2 separate regions of the Homo sapiens genome follow, and region 2 is linked to region 1. Evidence: chromatin contacts called from ENCODE Hi-C or POLR2A ChIA-PET data. All regions are on one chromosome and are shown on one strand. The core of a region is the stretch at or near the end of the contact, and the rest is flanking DNA. Distances in the headings are between cores, read along the strand shown. Region 1 has its middle 67 kb from the start of JDP2-AS1. Region 2 overlaps FOS (Fos proto-oncogene, AP-1 transcription factor subunit).

Evidence for each region. Hi-C counts contacts between places; a loop is a spot of excess contacts on that map. ChIA-PET counts read pairs that join two places held with the same protein, here RNA polymerase II (POLR2A).
Region 2: a map of IMR-90 shows a loop between it and region 1 (20-fold over the local background). The contact joins two enhancer-like sites. A Hi-C loop is called at or near these places in 1 of 168 maps with a recorded cell type or tissue (IMR-90). POLR2A ChIA-PET finds 5 or more read pairs at or near these places in 3 of 52 experiments (HCT116, WTC11 and activated CD4-positive, alpha-beta T cell).

The regions. Positions count from the first base shown.
Region 1 is chr14:75,357,153-75,365,011 of GRCh38, forward strand. No RefSeq gene overlaps it. Among named protein-coding and RNA genes, the nearest start is that of JDP2-AS1, 67 kb to the right of the region's middle. Within about 2 kb of position 5,044, at least 5 of the 41 ENCODE cell types and tissues checked have a DNase peak (open chromatin) inside an H3K27ac peak, as active enhancers do.
Region 2 is chr14:75,280,016-75,287,874 of GRCh38, forward strand. FOS (Fos proto-oncogene, AP-1 transcription factor subunit) reads left to right here. Exons shown (of 4, transcript NM_005252.4): 2 at 1-113; 3 at 545-652; 4 at 768-2,215. The coding sequence ends at 1,409. Among named protein-coding and RNA genes, the nearest start is that of FOS, 5.1 kb to the left of the region's middle. RefSeq lists enhancers at 1-656, 683-1,242, 1,243-1,802. Within about 2 kb of position 4,361, at least 14 of the 41 ENCODE cell types and tissues checked have a DNase peak (open chromatin) inside an H3K27ac peak, as active enhancers do.

The DNA.
Region 1 (7,859 bases), core at 3,794-6,293:
TTTCTGAAGGCAGTACTGTGTGAGAGAGAGCTGTTCTTAGATGGGCCCATTAGGCCTCGAAAAGGAGAAAAGGAAAGAACTTGACATTACAAGTGTTCCCTGTAAGAGAAGAAAGGGGATGATGAAGAGGCATGATCACCTCCCTGTACCACCCGCCAGTGACACTGACCCTACCCTGGCTTAGCTAAAGTTAAACAAATGGAGTGGTAGTGAACTGACATCCCAAATGCTGGTTTGGGAGGAAACAACCACAGACTCATTCATTGTGCTCATGGTGCTTATAAATACCTGGTTTAGGGAATTAAATGTTGATGAAGATTATCTAGGGGCTTATACAGTCTATCCAGCCCCTTAGTTCTTAAAATTTATCATTGAATCACATCAGCTATAGGTCGGAACCATGTGGTTTCAGTCTTCCGTGGAGATGATTTTAATCAGCTATGTGTGTGTGTGTGTGTGTGTGTGTATATATATACATATATGTACATATATACATATATATGTATTTACTTTTATATATGTATACATACATATATGTGTGTATATATACACATATACACATATACGTATACACATATACACATATACGTATATACATATACACATATACATATATACATATACACATATACGTATATATACATATACACATATACGTATATACATATACACATATACGTATGTATATGTACACGTATACGTATACACGTATACACGCATACGTATATATACGTATATATATGTATTTACTTTTAAATAGCAACAGGGGTCTCTCTAGGTTGCTCAGACTGGTCTCCAACCCCTGAGCTCAGGTGATCCACCCACCTTGGCCTCCCAAAGTGCTGGGATCATGAGCCACCGCACCAGGTCATGTTTTTTTGTTTTTGTTTTTGTTTTTTCGATTGAGACAGGTCTCACTCTGTTGCCCAGGCTGGAGTGCAGTAGTGCAATCACAGCTCGCTGCAGCTTCAACCTCCCTGAGCTCAGGTGATTCTCCCATCTCACTCCCGCCCAAGTAGCTGAGACCACAGGTGTGCGCCTCCATGCCCAGCTAATTTTTATAATTTTTGTAGAGATGGGGTTTCGCCATGTTGCCGAGGCTGGTCTTGAACTCCTGATCTCAAGTGATCCTCCCACCTTGGCCTCCCAAAGTGCTGGGATTACAGGCATGAGCCACTGCGTCTGCCAAGAGATGTTTTAAGAGACAAAATTATGGGATTTCTTGTCATATTTATGGTTACAGTGTTGTTTTCTTTATGGGGATCAATGGAATAAATTTCTCTTTCTTCATTCCGGGAATAGTTATGCTTCTCCTAAACACCTGGCTTTTAGTTTATGGACCCTATAAACCATACAACTGACCATGCCTCCTTTTTTTTTCTTTTTTGCTCTACCCACTAGGAAGCTCATATTTAAATTTGAAGTTACATCTTGAGCAAATGTATAGCCCCTCACAACCGACAGAGCCAAAATGTCACTCTTAGCATTTTCATTTTATTTTTTCTTTCTTGCTCCTCTTTTTCCTTTATTTCATTTACCTATTGTTTTGCTTTCATTATATTTCATATACATATATATATATATATATTTTTTCTTTTTCTACTTTTTTTTTTTTTTTAACTGAGAGAGGGTCTCACTGTGTTGCCCAGGCTGGTCTTGAACTCCTGGGCTCAACTGATCCTTCTGCCTCGGCCTCCCAAAGTGCTGGGATTACAGGCGTGAGCCACCACACCCAGCCTATATTTCATATGTTTTAAAAAGCAATCTTAAATTATTCGGGGAACAAGGTGGTTAAATAAATAAATACAAAGGTGGCAATGGGGCACTGGCTCACACAAACCCAGTTGCTGAGTGTGGTTGGGTGGCTTTGAACAACAGGCTATTCATAAGTACAGGAAATTTGCAAGACCGATGTTAGAAACTCTGGAAGTACCTGCACTATTTATAGTTGCATTTTTAAACAAATTCTTGAATCTGAGTGGTGAATATGTGCCATTCTCACTGGAAAGGTAATTATTAAATTCCTTAGTAGTCCATTTGGCCAAGGTATAGAAGTACCTCTACGTTCAGGGGAACAAGCGGCTGGCAATTTCTTTCATCTAAGCAGAGCTGTTTTCTTTTTAAGGTTAATTCCACATATGTGCCCATTCAAAGATCAAAGTCCAAATACTTAGTCAAAACCACTGATTTTGCAAATCCTCAGCCAGTCTTGGACTAGATTTGCAACCACCAAGTACTGAAGAAAGCAAAATGAAATCAAACCAGACCCTTACAAAACACATGGTGTATCAAACATTTTTTTTTTCCTAGTTAGTACTCAATGCTGAACCCTGTCGCTCTTCAAATTATCCCTTTCTCCTTAACTGGGAAGAGAAACAATCAAAGATTAGAAAAGGCTTGAATGGGTCAAATAAGGGTGTTTATTTTCTGAATTACCTCTCTCAGTCTAAACATTCTTTCCATTTCTCCCTCTGTCATCTGGTCTCAAGAGGGAACGGCTGCATGGTGATGAGCCTACCTTTTTGCAGATGTTACAAGTGTGGGGTAAAGCTCAGCACTCTGGGGTGGGTACAGCATATGTGGGATTTGGAGCATAGGACGTAATCCAGGGTTTTCCTGGGGCTGCTTCCCCACCGGACCAGCTGGAGGCCAAATTGTGAAGAGGGAGAAGGGAAAAGATTGGTCCTGGTCCTTCAGCCATTCTTTTTTTTTTTTTTTTAGATGGAGTCTCATTCTCATTCTGTTGCCCAGGCTGGAGTGCAATGGCGTGACCTCAGCTTATTGCAACTTCCGCCTCCTTGGTTCAAGCGATTCTCTTGCCTCAGCCTCCGAGCAGCTGGGACTATTGGCAAGCGCCATCATGCCCAGCTAATTTTTGTATTTTTAGTAGAGACGGGGTTTCACCTTGTTGGCCAGGCTAGTCTCAAACTCCTGACCTCAAGTGATCCACCTGCCTCGGCCTCCCACAGTGTTGGGATTATAAGCGAGAGCTACCATGCCCAGCCCCTTCAGCCATCTTTTCCAATGAATCCTGACTCTCACCCGCTTAGACTCAAGGATGTCAAGATTATCTGGCACACATTTTAACAGTGCAGAAAATCAACCCAGAATATGGAGGGGAGTTTGAAAATCCCACTGTATTTGGAAAGAAAAGACTTTGGAAAAAAGAAAAAACCAACTTGTAACCTTCAAAAGAACATCTGTCTGGTTTTCCCTGTATGAGATATTGATGGAATTAATACACATTTGTACACACGCTTGCCTTAAAAAACAGCCCCTCAGAAATGCACAGTGGTTCTCCCTGAGTGGTAGAATTCCAGAGGATTGTTTTTTGTTTCTCTTGCTTGGCTCTACGGTCTGCTTTTTTCTCAATAGATGCAAATAACAATATAGTTGGATGCTAAGTGGGAGTCACATTCTAAAGTCAGTGTGTAAAGAAGAAAATCATATCCAGTAAAATTACTTGTGAAGATAACTTCTCTACTAACATAGCATATACATGGCTTTATGTGTCACAAAGTAGTTGCCTTGCATTTAGGGGTCAAGATATAGAAAAATACACATTTTATACATTAGAGCCCATTGAAAGGTGCCATAAGGTGCCAAGGTTTGTGGTAAATGAGACCAATTGGGGAAGCATCTGCCATCTTTTTTCCTCAGTCTTACTGTGGAGCCCATATTTACTGAGTGGAATGGCCCAAGGAAACATCTTCACTCTTCGTATCATTTTCTCTCTCTCTTTCTCTCTCTTTTCCCAGGATGTAGGGTGGAGACTTGTCTTAAAGCTGAGTTGCAAAGCCAGGCAATGTTTTTGTTTTTTTTTTTCTCGGAGGTGGAGTCTTGCTTTGTTGCTCAGGCTGGAGGGCAGTGCCACAATCTTGGCTCACTGCAGCCTCTGCCTCCCCAGCCTCAGCCTCCCCAGTAGCTGGGATTACAGGCATGCACCACCAGTATCATCATGTTGGCCAGGCTGGTCTCCAACTCCCGACCTCAAGTGATCCACCCACCTCGGCCTCCCAAAGTGCTGGGGTTATAGGCCTGAGCCCCCACGCCCAGCCCCAGGCAATGTTTTAACTTACATTGCATGTTGCAGATCAGTAAAAATTAGCAATGTATTCTAAGGGTGAATTTATTCCCACTTCACTAAGACTAAGGAAGACTTCAGGCATGAGGTGGTAGGGATGGGGTTGGTCGGCCTTTCCGGAGGCCATGCGAGTGCCTGCCACATTTGCTTGGCAATGCAGCCTGGAGGCTCTGGGCTGCTGTTGCAAGGCTCATCTGTGAGGATGATTCTGTTGCTTAACTATGGGTCATTTTCCTCTGTGGGGTCCTGCTCTGGCTAGGTTGGGGTGAGTGGCAGAAGAAGAGATTAGTCGCAGGGATGGAGTGGAAATGTTTTATTTATCCCTCTTCCTCACTCTCTCATCCTCAAATACACACAGGTCCCCATAAGACTGGCATGTCCCTGGGAAGTGTCTGGGGTCCCAGACAGAGGGAGCATTCACCCACCACTCAACACAGACTTATTGAGAACCTATTATGTGTGAGGCACTGGGGATATGTATTGAGTAATGTTCTATGACAGACCTTCATACTTATAGGTACAAACAGGGGTAAGTTCTCCAAGAATAAAAGGCAGCATTCTACGAGACTCTATAACCAAGGTCCTAATTTGGGCCATTTTGGGGAGAAGGCTTTAAGAGAAGGGCTCTCTGAAGAGCTGCCATTGAGGGGCTGTGAGATGAGAGAGTGTTAGCCAGAATGAGTGTGGGAGGGTGCATTCCCTCAGAGGGTAAAACATTTGTGTCACTTCCAGCCAAGGAGACATGACCCCCTCCCTCGCCAAGAGCAGAGGAAGCCCTTCTTAGCTAAAAATAAGTTTGTTGAGCCTCTGGGGGAAATCCTGCCACTGCCCAGAGAAAGACCCCTAGAAAGGTGATTTTGTGGCTCTAACCCTCTGCACCCACCCCACAGGATGTGTGGGGCTGGTGGTCCCCAAACTGCGGCTCCCGACCTTTCCAGCTAATTTTGCCTTCCTGAGAGTGTGTCTCCAGCACGGCTGGGCTCCCAAGCTGGGCGCCCGCCAGTCAGTCTGACCAGGGAAGGAACTATTTTGGGAATTTTTATGATGAAACAATATTTTTTTGGTAAACAAATGGAAAGCTGTTAAACAGAGCTGCTCACCCCTAGCTCCTGGTTCACCTTTCTCCAAGGGGAGGTGTCACAGAGGTGGCACTATCCAGTGGGGATACTGTCCCCTGGGCTCTCCCTCTCCAAGCACACACCCCATCATTTCTCCCAGGATAAATAGCTATGGCTCCCCACGTCCTGCCTTGGACTCCTTTTTTTTTTTTTTTTTTTTTTTTTCCTGGAGACAGGGTCTCACTGTGTCACTCAGGCTGGAGTGCAGTGGGGCACAATCTTGGCTCACTGCAGCCTTGACCTCCCTGGCTCAGGTGATCCTCCCACCTCAGCCTCCCCAGCAGCTGGGACAACACATGTGTGCCACCCATCTGGCTAATTTTTGTATTTTTTGTAGAGACAGGGTTTTGCTACATTGTCCAGGCTGGTCTCAAACTCCTGGACTCAAGCCATCCATCTGCCTCGGCTTCCAAAGTGCTGGGATTACAGGGGTGAGCCACTATACCCGGCTGCCTTGGCCTCCTTGAAAACAAAACTTTGGTGCAGTTTGGGATCGTGGGGGGGCTGGGCCCAGCCTGATTGGCTTCCTCCAGGCCTGAGATGGACCGGACTTAGAATGTTAGCATCGGAAGGGCCCTTAGAGAACATCTGCCACCCCTTACTGACCCCCTTCACAGGTGAGGGGATCAAGGCCCAGAGAGGGGAGACCAGTTTCCCAAGGTCATATAGCTTATCAGTCGCAAATGGGGTTGAAGCCTCAGATGTCAGACTCCTGGCCCTGTTCTCTTTCTTCAGAAATAACGAGCCAAGCTAGTGGTCAAAAAAAAGAAACAATAGATTCCACTTTCAGTATTTTGTAGAGCACCTACAACTATACACTAAGAGCAAATCATAAGTCTGCTAAGTCTCTGAGCAATGACCGCACTCTCAACCTCACCTGGAAGAAGGCTCTCCTTCCGGGACTGGCCTGGCCTCTCCGGAGATGGCTGCCTCAGCCTACCTGTGCACTTGCCTCTGATTGGCTGCTGTGGAGACTGGGGCTGCGTTAGCCAGGGCACCTCTCCTTGGTGCCAGGAGACCACCCCTGCCCAAGCCTCGTTCCTCCAGTGGTTTCATCACCTCTTGTTCTACCCAATGGCCCCCAGCCATCCACAGCTTCCAGGGCTTGGTTTTCTCAGCTGGACCATGATCCTATTTTTATGTTTGAGCTCAGAGAACATGATTAATGCCCTCTACTGAAAACAGGATTGATGCATCACCTTCTCCTACTGATGGATCAAATGGGGCTGCTGTAAAAATAGTAATAATAGCTACCCCTTATTGAGTCCCCACTGGGCTCTTATAGACGTCTCATTTCATACTCACAGCAGCTCTGCGTGGTAGAGGTTATTTGTCCCACTTTACAAATGAAGTTACTGAATGCCAGAGAAGTCCAAGTTCACATGATCAATGAGTAAGTAGTAGCATTGGGATTCACCCAGCTCTGTCTGGCTTGAATCCTACAGTTCTCCCCATCAGGCAGCCTCCAAGTATGAGACAAAGAGAATCTGGCCAGGAACATGTAGCAGCAGAAGGGACAAATGTGAGTTTCAACAGATTAAACATTAGGGTTAAAGGAAAGAGACAAACAGAACATGTCACCTGAGTTTTGAATCTTTTATTACTCTAGAGTCTTTCATTTTTGAGTGACAGAACCCAACTCAATTCAGCTCAAGTAAAAGAGAGCTTGTCTTTATGAGTGTACCTGGGAAGTTCAGGGTTGCAGCTGGCTTTAGGAACAGCTGGATCCAGGGCACGGTCTTTCTCTTTCTCTTTCTGCTTGACTTTATTCTTCAGACAGGCTTTCTCCACATCATGGAATCAATGGTTGCTGGCAGTCCCAGACTCTCACCTCCCAGCAGAAAGGACCCTGTTTTTTCCCGCAAACTTTGGTGAGAAAATTCCAGGAAGGACTCCAATTGGCTGGCTTAGTCTTGTGCCCATTTCTGAGAATCACCATGGCCAGGTGCATGGAGGACTCTGGGCTGCGGGAGGGGCATGTGCCACATGGAATGTGCTCCCCAAAGGGAAAAGGAGCTTTGGTATCTGATGAAGGGGAGAAAGGGTTCTGGAAAGACAGAAACGAAGATTCCTCTAGGCTGGGAGACTGGGATGTTGGCATCACTGATGGTCAGAGGGAGGAGATAGGAGGAATGGTTACTTAGTAATAATAATACTAATTATAACAACAGTCATAAGCAACATGTATTACTTTACAGCTTACAAAGCCCTTTCACATACCTTATTTAATCCTCATCCAATCTGGAAGGTAGGCAGAACAGAGGTTGTTACTGACCTCATTTTACAGATGAAGGGATAGTTTCGGAGAGGATAAAAGATGGGCTCATGGCTGGTAGGTAGCAAGTCTGGGACTCAGATGGACTCACAGTCATGTTCTCTGAATCCAGGTACAGGAGAGAAGACATGCTGAGCCTGTAATACCTGGTGTCCTCAAGGCAGATGCTACTCTCAAGGTAACAAGCACAGCTGAGCATGTCACTTTGGGGTCATTTAGCTTAGTGTGGTCCCTGGATAGGTTTTAAGTGCCACGAGGACAGGGACCTTATCTGTCTAGTTCACTAGTCTACCTTAGTGCCAAGCAGGTGTGGGGTTTGGAGACCAGAACTGTAGGCAAGGACTGAGCCTTGGAGGGTGAGTGTGGGGAGAGAAAATGAGGA
Region 2 (7,859 bases), core at 3,111-5,610, 78 kb before region 1:
ACCCTTTCGGAGTCCCCGCCCCCTCCGCTGGGGCTTACTCCAGGGCTGGCGTTGTGAAGACCATGACAGGAGGCCGAGCGCAGAGCATTGGCAGGAGGGGCAAGGTGGAACAGGTGAGGAACTCTAGCGTACTCTTCCTGGGAATGTGGGGGCTGGGTGGGAAGCAGCCCCGGAGATGCAGGAGCCCAGTACAGAGGATGAAGCCACTGATGGGGCTGGCTGCACATCCGTAACTGGGAGCCCTGGCTCCAAGCCCATTCCATCCCAACTCAGACTCTGAGTCTCACCCTAAGAAGTACTCTCATAGTTTCTTCCCTAAGTTTCTTACCGCATGCTTTCAGACTGGGCTCTTCTTTGTTCTCTTGCTGAGGATCTTATTTTAAATGCAAGTCACACCTAGTCTGCAACTGCAGGTCAGAAATGGTTTCACAGTGGGGTGCCAGGAAGCAGGGAAGCTGCAGGAGCCAGTTCTACTGGGGTGGGTGAATGGAGGTGATGGCAGACACTTTTACTGAATGTCGGTCTTTTTTTGTGATTATTCTAGTTATCTCCAGAAGAAGAAGAGAAAAGGAGAATCCGAAGGGAAAGGAATAAGATGGCTGCAGCCAAATGCCGCAACCGGAGGAGGGAGCTGACTGATACACTCCAAGCGGTAGGTACTCTGTGGGTTGCTCCTTTTTAAAACTTAAGGGGAAAGTTGGAGATTGAGCATAAGGGCCCTTGAGTAAGACTGTGTCTTATGCTTTCCTTTATCCCTCTGTATACAGGAGACAGACCAACTAGAAGATGAGAAGTCTGCTTTGCAGACCGAGATTGCCAACCTGCTGAAGGAGAAGGAAAAACTAGAGTTCATCCTGGCAGCTCACCGACCTGCCTGCAAGATCCCTGATGACCTGGGCTTCCCAGAAGAGATGTCTGTGGCTTCCCTTGATCTGACTGGGGGCCTGCCAGAGGTTGCCACCCCGGAGTCTGAGGAGGCCTTCACCCTGCCTCTCCTCAATGACCCTGAGCCCAAGCCCTCAGTGGAACCTGTCAAGAGCATCAGCAGCATGGAGCTGAAGACCGAGCCCTTTGATGACTTCCTGTTCCCAGCATCATCCAGGCCCAGTGGCTCTGAGACAGCCCGCTCCGTGCCAGACATGGACCTATCTGGGTCCTTCTATGCAGCAGACTGGGAGCCTCTGCACAGTGGCTCCCTGGGGATGGGGCCCATGGCCACAGAGCTGGAGCCCCTGTGCACTCCGGTGGTCACCTGTACTCCCAGCTGCACTGCTTACACGTCTTCCTTCGTCTTCACCTACCCCGAGGCTGACTCCTTCCCCAGCTGTGCAGCTGCCCACCGCAAGGGCAGCAGCAGCAATGAGCCTTCCTCTGACTCGCTCAGCTCACCCACGCTGCTGGCCCTGTGAGGGGGCAGGGAAGGGGAGGCAGCCGGCACCCACAAGTGCCACTGCCCGAGCTGGTGCATTACAGAGAGGAGAAACACATCTTCCCTAGAGGGTTCCTGTAGACCTAGGGAGGACCTTATCTGTGCGTGAAACACACCAGGCTGTGGGCCTCAAGGACTTGAAAGCATCCATGTGTGGACTCAAGTCCTTACCTCTTCCGGAGATGTAGCAAAACGCATGGAGTGTGTATTGTTCCCAGTGACACTTCAGAGAGCTGGTAGTTAGTAGCATGTTGAGCCAGGCCTGGGTCTGTGTCTCTTTTCTCTTTCTCCTTAGTCTTCTCATAGCATTAACTAATCTATTGGGTTCATTATTGGAATTAACCTGGTGCTGGATATTTTCAAATTGTATCTAGTGCAGCTGATTTTAACAATAACTACTGTGTTCCTGGCAATAGTGTGTTCTGATTAGAAATGACCAATATTATACTAAGAAAAGATACGACTTTATTTTCTGGTAGATAGAAATAAATAGCTATATCCATGTACTGTAGTTTTTCTTCAACATCAATGTTCATTGTAATGTTACTGATCATGCATTGTTGAGGTGGTCTGAATGTTCTGACATTAACAGTTTTCCATGAAAACGTTTTATTGTGTTTTTAATTTATTTATTAAGATGGATTCTCAGATATTTATATTTTTATTTTATTTTTTTCTACCTTGAGGTCTTTTGACATGTGGAAAGTGAATTTGAATGAAAAATTTAAGCATTGTTTGCTTATTGTTCCAAGACATTGTCAATAAAAGCATTTAAGTTGAATGCGACCAACCTTGTGCTCTTTTCATTCTGGAAGTCTTGTAAGTTTCTGAAAGGTATTATTGGAGACCAGTTTGTCAAGAAGGGTAGCTGCTGGAGGGGGACACACCCTCTGTCTGATCCCTTATCAAAGAGGACAAGGAAACTATAGAGCTGATTTTAGAATATTTTACAAATACATGCCTTCCATTGGAATGCTAAGATTTTCTACTGCTTCTGGGGACGGGAAACCGCTGTGTAACAGCTTTTGTGGGAATACATTTTTTCTGTTTCAGTACTCGCAGGGGGAAATATTTAAATTTTGTTGTGCTAATATTAAATTCAGATGTTTTGATCTTAAAGGAACCCTTTAAGCAAACAGAACCTAGCTTTGTACAGACTATTTTAACTTTTTATTCTCACAAAATCACGTGGAGGGTTATTCTACTTCAAAGATGAGCAAATTGAAGAATGGTTAGAATAAACAACTTTCTTGATATTCCGTTATCGGCATTAGAATCTTCCTGCTCGTTATCGTATCCAGCAGGCTGAACTGCCTCTTGATACTTGGTTAAAAAAAATTTTCAGGCCGGGCGCGGTGGCCCATGCCTGTAATCCTAGCACTTTGGGAGGCCGAGGCAGGCGGATCACCTGAGGTCGGGAGTTCGAGACCAGCCTGACCAACATGGAGAAACCCCGTCTTTACTAAAAATACAAAATTAGCCTGGTGTGGTGGTGCATGCCTGTAATCCTAGCTACTTGAGAGGCTGAGACAGGAAAATCACTTGAACTCGGGAGGCGGATGTTGCAGCGAACTGAGATTGCGCCATTGCACTCCAGCCTGGGCAACAAGATTGAAACTCTGTTTAAAAAAAAAAGTTTTCACTAATGTGTACATTTTTTTGTACTCTTTTATTCTCGAAAGGGAAGGAGGGCTATTGCCCTATCCCTTATTAATAAATGCATTGTGGTTTCTGGTTTCTCTAATACCATATGCCCTTCATTCAGTTTATAGTGGGCGGAAGTGGGGGAGAAAAAGTTGCTCAGAAATCAAAAGATATCTCAAACAGCACAAATAATGGCTGATCGTTCTGCAAACAAAAAGTTACATAATAGCTCAAGAAGGAGAAGTCAACATGACTCTGAACAAGCTTTAACTTAGAAACTTTATCATCTTAAGGAAGAACGTGACCTTTGTCCGGGACGTCTCTGGTAATGGGGCACTTACACACACATGCACACGTACAAACCACAGGGAAAGGAGACCGCCCTTCTGCCTCTGCTCGCGAGTATCATGCAGGCACCATGCACTATGTTTTCACACACACTGGGTGGAAGAAGAGCTTCAGCGCCAGTCTTCTAATGCTTTGGTGATAATGAAAATCACTGGGTGCTTATGGGGTGTCATATTCAACCGAGTTAAAAGTTTTAATTCAAAATGACAGTTTTACTGAGGTTGATGTTCTCGTCTATGATATCTCTGCCCCTCCCATAAAAATGGACATTTAAAAGCAACTTACCGCTCTTTAGATCACTCCTATATCACACACCACTTGGGGTGCTGTTTCTGCTAGACTTGTGATGACAGTGGCCTTAGGATCCCTGTTTGCTGTTCAAAGGGCAAATATTTTATAGCCTTTAAATATACCTAAACTAAATACAGAATTAATATAACTAACAAACACCTGGTCTGAAATAACAAGGTGATCTACCCTGTAAGGAACCCAGCTGGTGGGCCAGGAGCGGTGGCTCACACCTGTAATTCCAGCACTTTGGGAGGCTGAGACAGGAGGATCACTGGAGTCCAGGAGTTTGAGACCAGCCTGGGCAACATGGCAAAACCCAGTGTGCTTCTGTTGTCCCAGCTACACTACTCAGGAGGCTGAGGCAGGAGTATGACTTGAGCCTGGGAGGGGGAGGTTGCAGAGAACTGATATTGCACCACCACTGCACTCCAGCCTGGGTGACACAGCAAAACCCTATCTCAAAAAAAAAAAAAAAAAAAAAAAGGAACCCAGCTGGTTCCTGTAGGTGTGCAATAATAACAACCAGAGGAAGAAAAGGAAGACGATTTCCCAGATGAAGAAGGGCAGCTGGACCTTCGGACATTGACCTGCTCCTGGGGACCTCAATCATGGTCCCTGTCAGCCCCATGCTTACTCTAGAGGGTGAGCATTGCTTTCCCTTTGACAGCCCTGGCCAAGGCCCAGACACAGACCCTTGCTCTAGCTTATTGCACAGCCCAGTGGAGACCAGGCTGCTACATCAAGATGGCGTTAAAGGTCCAGAAAGAGGAAATCAGAGACCATCGGATCCCCAGGGTTGACATCCCACCAAGCTTCCTGCTGACCACTTTCATGGGCTTGAGAGAAGAAATTCCTTCCTCCTTTCTCCAGCTAAATGGCTCCTTCCAAATCCCTTTTACTCACTCAGGACTGGACAACTCTCAGGGATTATTAACTCTGGGAAATTTTTTGTTTTTGTTTTTTGTTTATTTTTTTTGTTTTTTAGGCAGGGTCTCGCTCTGCTGCCATCTCGGCTCACTTCAACCTCCGCCTCCCGGCTTCAAGTGATTCTCCTGCCTCAGCCTCCTGAGTAGCTGGAATTACAGGCAACTGCCACCACTCCTGGCTAATTTTTGTATTTTTAGTAGAGACAGGGTTTCACCATGTTGGCCAGGCTGGCCTCGAACTCCTGACCTCAAGTGATCCCCCCAACCTTGGTCCCCAAAGTGCTGGGATTACAGATGTGAGCCACCATACCTGGCCTTCAACTTTCTTTTGAAAAAGACTTTGTCGGATTCCTACCCACAAGCTATGGCCTCATGCTAATCTCAATAAAACAACTACCTGCCAGGCGCGGTGGCTCACACCTGTAATCCCAACACTTTGGGAGGCCAAGGTGGGTGGATCGCCTGAGGTCAGGAGTTCGAAACCAGCCTGGCCAACATAGTGAAACCCCGTCTTTACTAAAAATACAAAAAAATTAGCTGGGTGTGGTGGCGGGCACCTGTAATCCCAGCTACTCGGGAGGCTGAGGTAGGAGAATGGCATGAACCTGGGAGGCGGAGCTTGCAGTGAGCTGAGATCATGCCATTGCACTCCAGCCTGGGTGACAAGCGTGAAACTCTGTCTCAAAAAAACAAAAAACAAACAAAAAAGAAAACAACTACCAGAGGGCACCACTATTCAACATTGCTAAAGACATATACATATAATTGAAGGGGATAGAGGCAGAAGTCATTTCCTCATGGGGATTATGTCCAGTTTAGCTCACCAGGATCCCCAGAACTGGCTCAGTGCCTGGCACATGGTACAAGGTTAATTAATATTTTGCCCAGTGGATGAATAAATTCTGTGCTATTTCCATACACAGAAATATATTCCACACATATTCTTTAACTTCTCCTCTCCTGGTCCCTGTTAGTATATTAAGCAATGGGAATTTTACATCTTTTATGTCTGGCTGCAAAAATATACCCCATTCCCATCCTTGCCTCCTGGAATTCCTTCACTGTCTTCCTGGATGACCTCTGCCAATTCAACTTCAAAGCTGCCATTGGGCTTCTGGCTCCAAATTAATTTTCAATGGGAAGAGGGAAGAGGAAAAATATTTATCTCTGTAGAATAGTGGATTGTAGATTCTGCATCATCTTTGCACATCACTGCATCTTGTGTAATTATCAAAATTAAAGGGTAGGATTTAACAATTTGTTCTAATAACAGTAATTTTGTATCAACAGCAATTCCCATGTGTGAATGAAAGTAAATCAATTATGCTATCTTTAATTAACGGACAAAAAAAAATTGAGGCACAGTAAAAGTTCTCAGTTGATTATCTTGAGGTAATCGTCTAAAGTTTCAATGTTTTTACAGTTGAAAAAAAGCTAAAACAAAATTGATCTCTAAATGGTGTATGAGACTCATTCCAAACAGAGTAACCAAACTCCTCAAAAAAAAAAAAAAAAAAAAAAAAAGAGATATGAGCCTCACTTGAATGCTGAATAGCAGAATGCTTTAAATTGTGCTGTTTTCCTATTAATATTAAAGAGTTGACTTTTAGGAAGTCTCACTCAGGGTCCCCTGTCTCTCTACTGAAGAGAGAGTTATTCTCCTTTCTCTTTCTTTTGCTTATTAAACCTCTACTCCTAAACACCACCCCTCCACCAAAAAAAAAAAAAAAAGTTGACTTTTAATTCCTCTCCCACTCTATCTCTTTTCCTTCTTCCCTACAGGCACTCTGCTCACGAGCCTTCCTTCCACTCCTGGCACATAGAACACGTACTCCTGCAGCAGGGCCTCTGCACTTGCAGTCCCTCTGCCGGGGCCTCTTGCCCCAGGCTGGCGGCATCCTGTCATTTGGGACTCTGCTCAAAGGACATGTCCTCCAAGGGGCTTTCCCTGGTCATTCTATCTAGGGTGACTTCGGGACATACTTGCTCCCTAGGACTCTCTATTTAGTTATCCTGCTTTGTTTTTTCACAGCCTGTATCCCTACTTGCAATATCTAATTTATGTGTTATTTTCCTTTTAAAAAATTGTCTGTCTCATCGGGTGCAGTAGCTCACGCCTGTAATCCCAGCACTTTGGGAGACCTAGGTGGGCGGATTACCTGAGGTCAAGAGTTCGAGACCAGCCTGGCCAACATGGCAAAACCCTGTCTCTACTAAAAATGCAAAAATTAGCTGGGGGTGGGTGGTGTGCACCTGTAATCCCAGCTACTCAGGAGGCTTAGGCAGGAGAATCGCTTGAACCCAGGAGGTGTAGGTTGCAGTGAGCCAAGATCGTGCCAATGCACTCTAACCTGGGTGACAGAGCAAGACCCTGTCTCAAAAAAAAAAGAAAATTGTCTGTCTCTTATCCCTGAACTGTAAGTTCCATGTGAGCGGGAACCTTTTCTGTCTTGATCACATTTGTATCTCTAGTGTCTATTAGGCCCTCAAGTGCATGTTGAATAAAGAAGATGAATGAGTGAATGAATGCAGATGAAAATTACAAAAATATTGACAGGGACATAGCTAGAACTTAAAGTGAAGATAAACTATATACTTCACAGATTTTTTTCAGGGTAGAAGAGTATGCCCATTTGTTTAAAAAAATTGCCTTCGAGGATTCTACAATATTAAGATGAGGAGCTAGCTAGCTTGGGAAAGAATTTTAAGGGGTACAAAAAATACAAGTAAGCTGTAGGTCAGTGACACTTCTAGGCTAATTATAGGTTGAGAAATTGTTTCGCTATTAAATGCAGAATGAATGCATATATAAATTTAGATATAATCATTTTCAAAGAAACAAACAAAATTATGTTTTTCACTCTTACTGCTATAAAACTTTCAGACTATCACAAAAATCCCATTTGAGTTCAATGGTTCCTAGCAATCAGTGTGCTAAATGGTAAAACCTATAATTTAGTCTGCATTAAAATAGAAGAATAAGGGTTAGCTACTATCATTATTATCACATCAACATCATCATCATAATTATCATTTGCCAAGAATATGCCCAGACCTGAGGAGAAGCAGGTAGAAATAGGGTACATTGAATCCTGAGGAATCAGTGCAAAGTCTCTGAAGGGGGATGGTTGGATAGATTTCCATTTCCTTTGCATGCGGGAGAAAGCAACAGAAACGTAAACCAGTTCCGTTGCAACACAATTTATTTTCGTGGTTCCACA